2 separate regions of the Homo sapiens genome follow, and region 2 is linked to region 1. The links are chromatin loops, found by intact Hi-C in ENCODE. Cell type or tissue: PC-3. All regions are shown on one strand.

Region 1 (8,000 bases):
GTCATATGATCTGTTTGGGTGATTATATACATTTGACAAGTATTGAGTTAAACATGGTTTTTTACTATGGAAATTTTCAGAGCTCTAAATTTAGCAGTGTGCGTTCTGACTCTTTAAGAAAAATAGGCGGTACCTAGTTTTTTTTTCGACTTACTTGGACGTGGAACCCTTTTTCTATAGATTACATCTTGGGATTGTTTTTGTTTAAAACTGTGTTAATAAATTCTGTACAGAGTCTATGAAATATTCAAAGTAATTAGTGTTGTAACAACCCTAAAATTGCAGTAACTTACAGTGACTTAAGGCAAACATTTACTTCCACCTCTCATTACAGTCCAAGATGGGGTTGGGTTGCTCTTCTGGATAGCAGTCTTTCAAATAGTTGTTCAGGGATGTGGACCTTTCTGTCAATTTTTTTTCCACTGGAGCAACCTTCACCAAAGGTGGAGTCATGTCCTTAATGTGCCTTAAACATCTCTCATAATAAACAGAATAATTTAAAGTCAAATTGACCCCCATTCCTAGTTATTCCCCCCCCAAAAAAAAAATCCTCTTTGTAAAGAATTTTGCATTTAAGCAAAACGGTGAAGAAGTCTTTAAAGGGAGAGGAAAGTTCTTTAAACTATACAATGTAAACTTTAAAACATATGTGTGTGCATATATATATATATATATGTAATAGCTATACTAGCTATACACAGATACAAAACATATACGGTTAAAATAAAGTTATTGTTTTAGGAGAGAGAATTTTAAGGAAGAAGTCAGCTTCTAATAGGAAGAAGAGGACATATATATATGTCCTATTCTGCTTTTTATTATGACATATTAAGCTCAAGATATTTTACAAACACAAATAGCTCAAAATTTATTTGTTATAAAGAAAATAAATTACAAATAGGCTCTTGTCATAAACATTTATATATGTGTGTGTGTGTGTATATATATATATATAGAGAGAGAGAGAGAGAGAGAGAGATATGTCTTTGGCATAAAAATGTAACGAATATGCAGAGACTTGCAAAACAGTTATGAGGATTTTCATTTTATACAAGAATAAACACTTTCTGTAAAAGAAATGTAAAACCTTATAAATTGAAAACATAATCATCTTACTACCTCCATATCTACTTTGATCTTTGCACCCTAAATAACATTCTTTCCAAGGTTTCAATGACATGTATGTGCATGTACATTTTAAAACCTAAACCTACTTAAAAGAAGTGTTCTACAAACAAAACCATTATATATTTCAGATTTAATTTCCTATGCATTTTAATAATGTTGTACTCTATATCAAGCTACCCTTCAGAGAATAACTTGTTTGCAGTGAAAAAGAAAGGCAAATTTTCCTGCTAATAAAATCATGTAGTGTAAATTGCTCCACCCTCCTTCCAAACTGTGAGAGCCTCTGGGTAGTTAAACTACTCTAAAGATCATTTTTGGTAAACAACTATTATCTCCTCAAGCTGACACCAAAGGACTCTTGAAGTCAGCAAACAATCTAGTCATCTGGATGGGAAGCTGAAACCAGTTAGCAAAAGAAATAAGTCTTCAGGTCAACAGAAGCTCACTGGGATTAGAAGAAACTAATTTATTTGAAAGCAAGAAGGTGACACCTGAGTCAGGAGGAGATTAAACCTAGACTTGGAACTGAGTTGGTTATTATACGGGACAAATACTCTTCCTAATGTGACCCTATGTAACAAACTTTAGCATCACGTACCTCCAAGGCACACAATGTATTGTATGCAACAAGACTGTCGTGTTGTACATGACTTACTTTTACCTGTGACACATGAGAGAAAGAGGTGGGAGTCAGACTTTTAGGGCTGCGATGGGCCTAGTTTTTCAGAGAGTCACATGAAGCAGGAAGAAACTGACTTTGGCCACTATTAGGCTATTCTTTCCTAGTTATCTTGAGAACATGCAATGGCCTCCTTCTCAAGCGTGTCTCCATGCAGATAGTAATGACTGTCATAGTTGAGTAAGAGGAGATTCTGAAAGGGACATACGCTTCCCTCCCTAAATTCTTTAGCTATATGCTTTGAGGAAATATGGAATAGATTTTTTAAAACCACCAATAGGCTGGGCATGGTGGCTCACACCTGTAACCTCAACACTTGGGGAGTCCAAGGCAGGTGGATCACTTGAGGTCAGGAGTTCGAGATCAGCCTGGCCAACAAGGCAAAACACAGTCTACTAAAAATACAAAAAAAAAAAAAAAAAAATTTGCCGGGTGTGGTGGTGTGTGCCTGTAATTCCAGCCACTTGGGAGGCTGAGGCAAGAGAATCGACTGAACCCGGGAGGCAGAGATTGCAGTGAGCCCAGATCATGCTACTGCACTCCAGCCTGGATAAGAGTGAGACTCCATCTCAAAAACAAAAATAAAAACAAACAAACAAAAAACTCACCAATAATGGAAACAATAATTATGGACCAAGCATATTGTACAAGAGCCTCTGGTTATTATTGCTCTGAGTATCTTGGTCACACATAACTGATTCGTTGTCAATGCTTTTAATGGATAGCTTCTTTTACTTGAATGCTTCATATCAAATATTGGTATCTCTTTAAATTTTTTTTTTTGGTTGCTTTTACCTTTGCTTGTTATTCTTCCATCCTGCCTCAAAGCAACTGGAACATGGATTATACAGATAAGCAGGGTTTTTGCTCGACTATTTTAAATTCGATTTATGAAGGTAGCTTATATTCTCATTGTCCTTGTTTTGTTTAATCCTGTTTGTCTCCCCTCATTACGTCCAAATGAACATACTCTATTTAAATCAGTGCTTGTGAATCAGAATGTCTTTTCAATAGTTAGAAACCGATGTTGTCACCGGTTTCGGCAAAAATAAGCATGAAAAGGAAAAGAGTGTGTTCAAATGTAGGGTTTGAATGAGCTATCTGCTGTTTTACAAACTTCATTTCTGGCATTAGTTTTAACAAGTTATGAAATTTGAACCCACTACAACTTCTGGATGAGGACTGATAACCAGGACAGGACAAAGACGAGTCACTTCTCCTCTTTCTTCTGGTGGGTTCTGCAGAGAATATTTTTAACCTCTCTCTGAAAATATGAACTTTTGAATAGTTATTTTCCACTCCATTCCTGCCCATTGAAAGTTGACAAGTTGCTGGTAACACACTGAATTTTTTAAAGCCCAAGAACTGAGAGGAGTTGAGCAAATCACCAGTGCCCCCTAGTGTCTGGAATAAACAGCCTCTTGGAAATCACAGTCAGCTGCAGTAGCCTTGCTCATGCAGCTGCTGGAGTCTTTTGTTAGAAGAAATGTGGTTTGTTTTCATTATGTCTTGGTATCCAAAGAGTTTCAGCTTTTCTCATAAATTCTTTGGAAACAGAAATGCTGCATTTTTCAGTTCAGGCGATATTTATTCCATAGTTATCTCTAAAAGTACAATGAAATGCAATTATATTCTTGAAGGGAGTGAGAATAGAAATATTATTTTTTAAAAAATAGAAACAATTTCAGCAAGTTCATTTCTATATTTAAAGTGTAATGCCACAAAGTTGATATAGATCTACTCTTTATATCTGGGCATGTGTGTGTGTATATATGTGTGTGTGTTTTAAATTTGCCTCTAAGTAGATGTGAATGTGACCTGTTTTTACCAATAGGATAATTAATTCAATCTCTAAAAATCTACAGAAGAGGAGACAAGTTATCCTTCTTGTCCTGGAGGGAAAATAAATAAGACATTTTCAAGGGATTCCACAGGCAAAACCATCTGTTGAAAATCACTCTGAATATAGAAGGTGGTAATTCTTGATCTCAAGGGATATAGCTAAAGGATGGAGATGGACTCTTTTTAAAGGTGATACCTCTTCCTAGAGGTTCCTAGAGACCTGAAGCATGGTATGTTGCTGCTTCCTACCAGTCATACATAGGCACCCACCCTCTCCAGCACCCACCCAGGGACTGCGTCTCAAGGGGCTCTGCAGATTCTGTGACAGCCAATCACACCTGGACTGCTGCAGAGGAAGCAATAGTCCTTGAGGTGTTGTGTTCCAAGGACAGCAATAAGAATGAATAAATGTCAGGAGGAGGATGACTCATAAACTCATATGAAAACATTTAAATTTGTTTAGTTTGGCCAGAGAGAAGATAATAATCGTGAGCAAATATATGAAGCATAGAGAAGTTGTTTTAAATGGTGTAAATAAAGGTTGAAGGGGAAATTGAACTGACAAATGTAGAGTGATTTTCTGAAAATATTTTCTAACCTGAAGTTTAGGCAATTATGAAAGTGTTAACAAGGAGGATGAGAAGTGTAAATTCCAGGATCTAAATTCCAAGTCAGATGGCAGCAAGAATCGTTGTGTTCAAAGGTGCTTTGTAAATGCTTGAGGATGCAACATGACTGTCTAGAATGGACAGAGTTTTAACAGCTGAATTAAATAAATAGTCCTCATTTACATTTTTAATATAAACCATTCTGTCTGCACTGGAGTTTCTATCTGCTATTTGTTTCATTTTCCATCACCCTTTTCTCTTTACATGTTTTACCTCATTGGAATACCCTGTCCTTGTCCAAATGATTCATTCTACATGTTCATTTTTTCCACAGAAATTTTTCTTCCTGCTCTATGTCTGTGGTCCTCTATGCCAGTATTTTCAGTGTCCTTAGAGAATAGTATAGATAGCTTATAGGTTATGACAGCAGCATAAGCAGCGAACTGCTTAGCTTTGAATAGTTCTGTAAAGTCAGGTACATCACTCAACTTTGCTGTGTTTCAGGGACTAAAATGAGAAAAATCATTGAAAAGTTGTGAGAATTAAATGACTTAACACAGCCACTTAGAACAATGTGTTGCATATAAGAAGTACCATTAAAATGTAAACTATTTTTTACTTAATTATTTTTACTACAATAACACATTTTACATTGTGATTGTGTGTGTATATATAAAATTAAGCAAAAATGTCCTTGTGTAATTACCTTATAGTGTGTAATGCATCCTATACTGTTCTTATATATTTCCTAAAAAACCTGTGAGCATGACCCACTAAAAATTGTTATGTGTTGTTATTGTTTCTTGACCCAAAGTTTGATAAACAAGTCTTAGGATATAAGTCTTAGGCTAAAAAGGTTTCTGGGATATAATAGGGAAATAAGGTACCCAGATATCATACTGGGCATGTCTAACAAATCTCAAGGCTCTGGAATTTCTTTTTAACATTTTACATTAACTGTGTAGCACTAAGTCTTATTGTGGGCACAGAATTTTTTTTTTATTTTACTGTTGATAGTAACAATAACAGCAACAATAAAACTGTCATCTTGCCAGAGTTTCCACATCCTAAGATAAGCAAATGACAGAAGGTTCTACTACCCTGCAAAAGGTTATTTTAGAAGAAGTAAGCATGTGGCTCCAGAACATTAGTAGTGCCAAGCAGATTTAGTTAACTTAAGAGCACTTAGTGGTTGCTCAAGAGGTAGGTTGTCATTTCTTTCCCTTCTTTCCTCCAAAACAATAAGACAACTGAAATGAAGATCCCTATGACTCTGTGTGTATGTATGATACTAGAGTTATAATATTCAGTAAAGATAAACATTGCTTAATAAAACATATATTTTTTAAATATACATTTATATGTGTATAAACAATAAAAATTTATTTCTTACTCTATGGCTGAATCTCAAGAGGGTTACTCAGAGGTTAAATTCAACTAGTAACTAAACTGTCTTTTCTTTCCCATTAATTTCTCTTATTCTTTCCAAATTAATTTAAAAAAATTCAACAATAATATTCTAAAAGAATGGGGGTGTAGAATGGGGGTGTGCCTGCAATCAAACAAGGAAGACTCAATGTGATAGTAACACTAATAAACAAAAATTGGTCCTGATAAATGTGGCCATTGGTACCCTGCAGAAGCTTTCCCCAGCTTATGGGATTTCCTGGAGTTCAGGGAGGAGACTGCTCTTAGGGAAGCCACTTTCTGAAAAGCCTGAGTTTACAGTCTGCCAACCCTAGACAAAGTCCCTGCTCTCAAAGATTCGCCACGAGGTCCACAAAACTCTGGACAAGAAGGGAACAAGATGAATAAGGGACAATTCATGTAGGAACAAGTTAACTACAAAACATGCTCCTCAAAAGCTATCATTATTTTCACTGTCCCCTGCCCTCCAGACACAAATATAATTTCATTCCATAGATGCAACTCTCTGCTGACTGTGTATACCTCAATGACTATCATTTTCCAATCAGAATAGAGCATTTTCCTGTCCTTTCCTAGAAATGTATCTCCTTTGTTTGGTGTTGCAGACTCCAATAAGATGTGATTTTCAGATATGATCCCATTGGCCCTTAAAGATCTGTCTGATATACTAATTATTACCATGTTATTCAAATATTCTCTTGCCAGTGACTGTCACTGATATATCTTGCTTTATAACTGAAAAAATGGCTTTCATCTTCTAAGAAGATAATCTAATAAAACCCTAAAAAACAGCTAACCTGCAAGAATTGATATGTTGATGTCATGATATGTTCAAATTCTAAATCTAAGCATGAGATTGGGGTTTAAATAAAAATTTGTGAGTTTACCCAGGCCAAACAGGTATTGGTAAATTAATTTTGTATTTTGAAATTTTGGACAGCATGTTTATTGGTCAGAGTAACTTGTTCCTTGACAAATAACAATTGCCAGATATCAATGGCTTAACACACCAAAACTTGATTTCTTCGTCATACAATGTGGTCAACGTGGGTTTTTCAGAGATCTCTGCTCATCATAGTTGTTTGGGAATCAACTATCTATCTCAATACACATTCACATGATTACCAGAGCCACAGGAAAGAGACCATATCAAATTGCTTAACAAAAGGACACCTAGAAGCATATGTCACTTCCACTCATATTTATTAACCGAAGAAAGTCAAAGTGTCACACCTCACTTCAGGAGGATGAGACAGTGCAAAAACTGTCTGGAAGGAAAATGGGAAATATTTAGTAAATAACCCAAAAGGAAAAAACTATCTGCCTGGAAGGAAAATGGGAAATATTTAGTAAATAACCCAAAAAACTACCATTTTTCTCACTTTTCATATTTACTTGGTGACCAAGTATATTAGTCCACTCTCACATTGCTATAAAGAACTACCTGAGACTGGGTAATTTATAAAGAAAAGAGGTTAATTTGGCTCAGAGATCTGCAAACTGTACAGGAAGCATGGCTGGGGAGGCCTCAGGAAACTTACAACCATGGTGGAAGGCAGAAAGGGAAGCAAGTACATCTTCACATGGCCAGCAGGAGAGTGAAGACGGAAGTGCTACACACTTTTAAACTGCTAGATCTCACTCACTATCACAAAAAAAGCAAGGCGGAAATCTGCTCCCATGATCCAATCACCTCCCCACAGGTCCCTCTCCCAACATTGGGGATTACAATTCAACATAAGACTTGGGTGGAGACACATGGCCAAACCCTATCACCAAGAGTTGTTCATTGAAATCTCATTTCAGTTTCTAGTTTCCATTCATTAGTTGACTTAGTTTATGATCTCATTTCCTTTTTTTTTTTGTTTTGTTTTGTTTTTTTGAGACAGTCTCGTTCTGTCACCCAGGCTGGAATGCGGTGGTGTGATCTTGGCTCACTGCAACCTCCGCCTCCTGGATTCAAGTGATTCTCCTGCCTCAGCCTCCCAAGTAGCTGGGACTACAAGCATGCCCCACCACGCCTGGCTAATTTTTTGTATTTTTAGTAAAGACAGGGTTTCACCATGTTGGTCAGGCTGGTCTTGAACTCCTGACCTCAAATGATCTTCCCGCCTCAGCCTCCCAAAATGCTGGGATTACAGGCATGAGCCACTGGGCCTGGCCCTCATTCCTATTCAAATAGAATATAGAAAAGCCTTTTATCTTTACTCAACAACTCCATACCTTATACCCAGCCATATTGTATTACTTACAGTCCAGTACACTTTATTTCATATCTTCATGCTTCTCACATTTCTCCTTCTGTTATCTTCTCT
Region 2 (8,000 bases), 260 kb before region 1:
AGTTCACTCCAGCAATGCCAGGAACATTTGGATCCCAACCACACCCTGTGTTCCATCCCTTCTTCCTCCTTGCTTTTACTGCCGCTATTTTAATAAAACAGTTTTATTTGATCTTTTTACAAGTGAAAGAGTTGGGCAGAGCTTAATGAATGACCTTTATATCATATTGACTGTAGGAAAATTAAGAAAACTTAATTTCCCCCACAATATCATGGCCCTAAGCTAGGATTTTTAAAAATAAAGAGCAGCTTTAAATCATACAGAACATCAATTGCGTCTAAAAGTGACCCTTAATAAAACAACAATAATAAAAATTAAAAGAACAACAACATATGTAGTCAGCAAATTTTGTCTTCAGGACTCTATGCCTCCACTTTTTTCTTTCGTCATACTTTGCCCAAAGGCACTCAGTTTCTCCACTTCATGTCATCCTCCTCTCCCAGAAGAAAATTTTATAATTCATTCACTTTGAATTATTAATGAGACTTAATCTGTTGCTATCCAGAGGTATTACAATTTTAAATAAAAAATCCATTTCTAATCGTGTAAGAGTATTTGAGGCATTAAGAGGCTAACTGAGAAGCCCTGAAATCATATGATCCATTCCCTATATAATATTAATGAATATTAGTTAGCAATAAAACTCATGGGCTAGTAGTAGAGGCAAATTGGTAAAAATAATTCTAAATTTCTATAATTAGTGTGAATAACATAAGTATGTATCATGTGATTGTTTCAAAGGGGGGTGATCAGTTTGCCTGAGCACTCTGGAAGAATCATTATTTCACAAATCAGCCTTTTTAAAAATAATTGGATAGGTTTAATAATTTTTTTAAAATGTATCCTCTTGTTGAATTGAAGACTGTTTTAATGTTCTTTACACATTAGCCAAGTACTGGCCACTGGAGTGGAAAAAACCTCAGATGTTTTAGGTAGGTAGGTTTTTCTTCTTCTTCTTTAAGAACTGCTTATTTCCTCAACATTCAACAAGCTATATCCTTGTCTAATTTTAACTACTCCCCTTTCCACTAGACGCCATGGACTTCCAAGCATCTGTTCTAACTTAGTAAGGTTCTATCTAACATGGTAGCAGCTGACAAGAGGTAGTGAATTTGCCTCTAATAATGAGTGGACTATCACTCACTTGGTAGGTCCTCTGCCCGACTTCATTATTAGATGTGAAGTTTAATTAGGGGCTGAAGAAGTATAATTTCAAACACAGAACTCCTTTTAGAATAAAGACGCAGGTCACTGTCTACTTGCAGCTACCACAATCTATGTCTGCAATGGACTGGAATTTCTGAAAGGAAGGGCATAGCACTAAGCAGGCTGCTGAGGTGTTTTAATCCCTAAAATTCCAGTGGAAAGGTCACCATAAATGCCAAACATAACAGGACTTTAGTGACCATGAAACTCCCCTGAGAAATCCAGATAAGAAACAAATGATTAGTAGAGATTTAAAACAATGATAATACAGAATGCTGGTGAGAAGGATGCATGATTACATCTCTTGGTGGATTCAGCCTTCTGGAAGGTGATTTGGCAATGTGTGAATAATCTGAATGATCTAAATACCAGCCTGGACAATATAGCAAGACCTTGTCTCTAAGAATAAAAAAAAAAAAAATTACCCAGGCATGGTGGTATGTGCCTGTGGTCCCAGCTACTCAGGAGGCTGAGGCAAGAGGATCACTTGAGCCTGTCCAGTTGAGGCTGCAGTAAGCTTTAATCGCACCACTGCATTCCAGCCCAGGTAACAGAGTGAGATCTAGCCTCAAAAAAAAAAAAAAAAAAAAAAAAAAAAAAGTCTGAACATGTGCACGTACTTTGATCCAGAAATACCTTAAGCATAATCGGAGATGTATGTAAAAGTTTCCCTTATAAGTATGCTTATAGCAGCATAAGTTTAAATATTGGCATATATTTGATCATAGAAAGTTGCTTAAATTAAATTAATTTGCTTATCCATGTGACTGGATATGACAGAGTCACTGAGAATCATACTATAGAATAATGAATGACATGGGAAATGGTACTTATTAAATATTAATGGAAAGAAACAGGTCACAAAAATTATGCATTGTGACATGATTTAAATAATGTAAAGTACATGTATGTATGTAAGAGTAGGGGAAACTCAAAGTATTGACGTACCATACAGCAAAATGTAAAATATCTGATCCCTTAGCTATAGAGATGAGACTTTTTTTTTACTTTTTTCTTCATACTTTTCTAGAAATTCATATTTTCTATTATGATGAACCATAAGAAGTTACCGTTAACTGACTATAAATGGCCATTTTATAAGGTTCAAGCTCATGAGCTGAATATAAATATTTTTATAATAAAAATAATAATTTTGGTTTATTAAAGAAATGATCTTCCTGCCACACAGGCTGAGATATTAGTCTTTCATCTGTAATAGGTTGCAGTCAGGTTAGCTAAAAATCAGCAAAGTTCTTGTTTTCCAGCACCTTTTCTGTTCACTCCAGTGTGTATGCAGAAAGACAATAATATTCTAGGTGTGTTGTGAACCAAAAACATTCGATAAACACCGGTTGATCAAGAAAACATTTTCATGTTCCCTTTTATGACAGGGAGGGTGGTGTGGGAAAAACCAAGAGATTTTATTATTTTGTCTGGGAAGAGGCCCATATGTATGAGTTCCCTTTGTAAAGGAAACTGTGACACCAAAAAGGTATTGCTTTACCCTTGCACCAGTAGATTTTCCCAGCTTCTATCTTTAACAGGGAAAGCCAGGCTCATAAAATGAGATTGAAATATAAAACTTTCTTTCCACACATGCACCCACCGTCTAACCTCAATCACTCTGATTTGCAGTCTCTCACTTCACCAGTAATCACTGCCATCCTAACTATGGAGTGGTTGAGCCAAGCTGTGGGATTGTGGCATTAGATTTGCAAGGCTCTAGAAGTGTGTCGTAAGATAAACATAACATTGCTAAAGCCCTGAATCGGATCATATGACTCCTTAAGACTTCAAGGAGGGAACATACCACCTATCAAATGGCATGGCTCAAAAAGGCATAGCTTAGTAGGTTAATTTACTTTTCCTTTTACTGGATGACTAGTGCAGCTGGTAGGTTTTGGGCAATCAGCTAAACTTAGAATTGTGGTCAATAGACAGACATTCTCTGCTGAAAGTCTTGGCTGTGAGTACGGATTCACACTGGAATAAATTGTCTGAACTTTAACTACACAGAGAATTGGGCAACTTGTCCACAGATATTTAGAAAAGAGTTGGAAGAATCCTTGAGGTTTTCCACTCCAACTGGCCACCCAGTGAAAAAAAATCTCCATTAAAGCATACTTGATGGATGGTGTCAGTCAGTCTCTGCCCGAATGCACAGAAAGTTCAACTACTCTATGAGTCAACCTTTTCCATTGTTGGAGTTAGAAAAGGCTTCCATATTAGGGAGCTGGTATCTCCCTTGTTGTTGGTTTTTATATGGTCCTGGTGCTGCCCTCTAAAGCAGAAAATGTTTACTTCCCCTTTCACGTGATAGACTTTTAAATACTTGAAGGCAACAACAATAGGTTAAATCTTAATTAATAAACAAAATGAGAAGACTTGAGAAACAAAGAATAAATGCCAGCAAAAAACATGCTCACATTAAATGGAAACAAAGGCTATATTTGCTTTTTAAAATAAACTTTTTAAAGAATAGTTTTAAATTTACAGAAACATTGAGACAATAGTGTTCCCATATACTTCCACTTATTACACACCCAGTTTTCTATATTATTAACATCTTGCATTGGTATGGTACATTAGTTACAATTAATGAACCAATATGAGTACATGATTATTAACTAAATCTATACTTCATTCGATTTTCTTAGTTGTTACCTAACGTCCTTTTGCTCTTCCAGGATCTTATTCTGGATGGCCTGAATTAAGCACTACATTTAATCTCCATATTTCTTTAGGTTCCTATTGGCTGAAGAGTTCTTTACTTTCCTTGATTTTGCTATTGTTGATGGTTTTCAGGAGTACGGGTCAGGAATTTTGCAGGATGTTCCTTTATGGAAATTTGTCTGATGGATGGGTTATATGTTTTTAGAACAAAGATCACAGAGATAAAGTGCCATTTTCATCACATATCAAGGGTTTATGCTATCAACATGATCTTGACTTTGATAACCTGGCTAAGGTAGTGTTTCTAGTGTTTCTTCACCATAAAGTTCCTCATTTTCCTCCTTCCTCATGGCAATCTTTGTAACAAAGCCATTCTGTATAGTGGGAAGTTATAATGTCCCTCTTTTAGAGTGCAGCATCTACATAATTTATTTTGAATTCTTCTGAATGGGAGATTTTTCTCTTCACCATTCAATCATATATTTATATCAATATAGATAATGAATTAATATAGATCACTTATTTTATATTTGAGTTTAGAATTCAATGCTATTTCATGCATTTTGTTGCTCAAATAGTTCCAGTTTTGGCCATTGTAAACTCCTTCAATTGATGTTTGTGCCCCTTTGCCACACTCCCATCAATATAGGTTGTTTTATGGGGTTTATTGTAGTTGTTTTGTGTGTGTGTGTGTGTGTTGTTGTTGCTGTTTAAACACCTCCTTCTTGTACCACAGAATCTTCCAGGATTATCTGTATATTTCATCTCCCAGTCCTAGAATCAGTCATTTCAGACATTTCTCTAAGGGGTCTTGTGTTTTTGTTTTTTGTTTTTATTGGATAATGGTATTATTATAGAAATTAAGAACCAGGTGCTAGGTGTACTTGCTCCTACTGGGGAGTTGTTTTATTTAGGCACTCTCAGCTTACAGAACAAGGAAATGTATGTGAGTATCCTAAACCATGTATATACACATATCTACAAACTTTTCTATATGTAGCCATATGTATCTATATTAAGCTAAACATGAGTTCATACTGATATCTCCAACTCTAATTCACTCCTAGTGGATTATTTTAGCCTCCTGCTGCTGCCCATCTGTAAACTGTCACTTCTACAGTAAGAAATGCAGCTTCTACCATCTGCTATCCATTTACTTAAATGTTTACTTCCAGTATATGTGTGTAGCAGAATCAGAATTGTTAACCTGCACTCCTGTGAGAAACAACTTTAGCAAGGCATATGTACAGTTTTACCTTTTGATTTGCAGAGATGTTTGCTTTTAACAAACAGGATTTTTAAAACCTAGTTTATATTTTTGAGCCGTTCTTATCCGTCATTCAGTAATGACAATTTGCTATGGTTGATAGCACATTGCTTGCTTACTAGAATTTAAAACTTTGCAGAAGCTGTCCTGCCAATTTATTTATTTATGAATTCAACATTCTTCTTTATAGAGAAGAGGGTATGCCACTAATAAGTACATTTCTGTTAAGTTAAAGGTAGTAAATTAAGCAAAATTGACCCATGTTAATGAGATTATTAACAGATGTCTACCCACCATGCCAGGTCGATTTCAACAACACCAAGGAGACAGAAAGCTAGAGAAGAAAGTCAGGAAATAAGAGACCTGCCACCTAAACAGTTTCAGAGATGTCATAATCCTCTAAGAATACTCCCCAAGAAAGGTTTCTTACTGTTTCAGACACCAGTTCTCAGATAGGAAAACCCAGCAACCTTCTTTTCAGCCAATAGAACCATTGTTCAAGTGACGAAGGACTGCTACAGTTTAGAAAGCATTTGTTGGTAAAACTTTCATAAAAGTAGATGATGAACAAGCCTATGTTGATCACACTGGGTGTGTGCCAGTGTCTGATACTGAATACCCTCCCTGACAAGTGCTTCCGCAGTGCTTCCACATTCTTCCAACTGCAATACCTTAAAATAGAAGGATCAACTGTGTGGAATAAATGTCTGACTATCGGTCTGAAGATTTGGCTCCTCATTCTTGTTCTGCCAGTTAGTATTGGTGTGGCTTTGGAAAAGTCACTGAATCTATTACCTTATTTGAAAACTAGATGGATCATTAAGTAAGGTCAAAGTCAGTCAAGCTTTTAATGATTTTCAGTAGATGAAGCTTGTCTTTCCTAATGATGCTCTGTTTTTTTCCTTCACTAAAGGAAGAAAAAAATTATCTCCAAGAAACAACCTCTTACACAATTCAGTCTAATGAAATTCAGTTCTACACAAGAAATACTGAGATTTTATTAAGTGCCAGGCAATGTGCTAGGCCCTGAGATAAACCTGTTTCGAAGACAAACAAGGTCCATGCCTTTGCAGAGCTGATAGTCTAATATGATAAACAAATAGGTAAACATGCACTTTACAGTGATGTATGATAAGGGCTTTGATGGGTAACAAGAACAATCACAAATATTTTTAAAAGAGCCCTAAACTTTTAAAAGTCTATTCTCAGGAAAAATCTGAAATATACTCTAATAAGAAATTGTCTGTGAATAATTTAAAGACTATTCCAATTGTGGGGAAGGGAATCTATACTTCACAGCTTTTATTTACTGGAAAAAGATCCCTAAAAGCGCATTTTTAGGTATTTGCTGGCCTGTGGGGGGCCTGGGGCGTTCTCAAGCTCTTGACATCACTGTAGTATAGAGCCTATACTACTACAGAGATAGATGATCATTTACTCTGCCCACTTGGCATGTAGCTGGATCTAATGCAAGACTCTTCATGTCTTATCTTTAGGTTGTCTTTTCAGCTCAGAAATATAAATATTCAGTATTATTGGAACAAGAAGGCCTTTCAATCAACTTGTGCCATTGCCCACATTCCTTGAAAGGAGGACAGCCTGTTCTAAGTGATAACAAATTCTTAATTTACTGAAATCTCTGCTTCAATCAGATCTGCTGCTGCAGCCTACTGCCCAGGCTGATAGCTCCCTTATCTACACTCCCTCAGAAAATAAAAGGTGGAAATGCTGAATTGCTGCCAGTCTTCTTCCAGTCAAGGCCTTCTATTAAAAGGTCTGGAAGGGCCAGCTCCTTGCCCAGAGCACCTTCGAACATGGCTATGGAGTAGAAGCTCAGCTTAAGGACTTAAGGACAAGATGTTAAACTAGAAAAAAAGAGAAATGTCGATTTTGACTTTGAGAAAGCTCACAAGCCACTTAAATATTCAGATCTATTAGCCAAGTCATAGCCAAAAGTGACTGTGGCATTTTCATCAGATAAGCAACAAAGATAAATACTATGTTTCCTGTCCCACAGTGATTACTACTTTAACTTGTTAAATTTCTTTTAAGTTGAGGCTTTTTATATCTGTCACCAGATTCTGAATTCATTTTGTTGTTTGTAAATCAAGAAAAGACTTGAGTTTCTTCCTGTGTGGACTAAATACTACTAAGCTTCATATTCTGGGCATTTATAGATTTACCTGTACTTTCTAAAATCCTTCCTCTCGACTTATTTTTTATTTTTAAGAACCATTGGCCACTCTTTTGCCTTCCTCACTAAGTAAGCACTTACAGTTTGGGCACATGCTGTTTTACTAAACACAATGGATCCAAACTCATGTGTCAACACAAGGGTTGTTGAGCGCAGTGAAGTTGTGGTATTAGTCATTCCAAACTGAAATTGTGGACTAATCTTTACATTCCTGCCATTCGTTCCTCAGCCATCCTTCTCTTTTCCGTTAGCTAAATAACCAGGAAGGTGTTGAACAATGTAAACAGCATCCAAGCTTGGAAACATTGGCTGGAGATATGACTTGAGATGACTTAAGCCATCCAGTTAGGTCCAGGCCTGAATCCATTAGTTATCCAGTTTCCCCAAAGTTCAGAGGATAGTTTATAGATATAAGTATTGTATTTATACATATATCCATGCATCTATATGTATGTATATAAATAAATATATCTATGTTTGTGCATGAATACACATGTACACACACAATTTCTTGTCTTAAACTTGGCTTTTCAAAGAAGATGCTAAACAATACATTTTTGAGATCACCCCCGTGAGTACATGTAGTTCTCTGTCAGCTATTTTTAAAGACAACATAGACTTCCAATAAAAATGTCACCTTTATTTATTTAACCAATTCCC

Evidence for each region. Hi-C counts contacts between places; a loop is a spot of excess contacts. Peaks named below come from ENCODE experiments on the same cell type or tissue, not always from the same donor. Only the 100,000 strongest peaks of a DNase experiment are listed, where the experiment ranks them.
Region 2: it touches region 1 in a loop (3-fold over the local background); 5 of 110 quality-filtered maps call a loop at or near these places.

What each region holds. Positions count from the first base shown.
Region 1 is chr3:106,606,694-106,614,693 of GRCh38, forward strand. The region is part of intron 2 of LOC101929485 (a long non-coding RNA gene); the gene reads right to left. Among named protein-coding and RNA genes, the nearest start is that of LINC00882, 630 kb to the right of the region's middle. In PC-3, CTCF peaks have their summits at 3,199 (motif pointing left) and 3,401; DNase peaks (open chromatin) are centred at 3,208 and 4,068.
Region 2 is chr3:106,342,561-106,350,560 of GRCh38, forward strand. No RefSeq gene overlaps it. Among named protein-coding and RNA genes, the nearest start is that of CBLB, 480 kb to the left of the region's middle. In PC-3, a CTCF peak has its summit at 3,488; DNase peaks (open chromatin) are centred at 3,011 and 3,351; H3K27ac peaks cover 1,542 bases.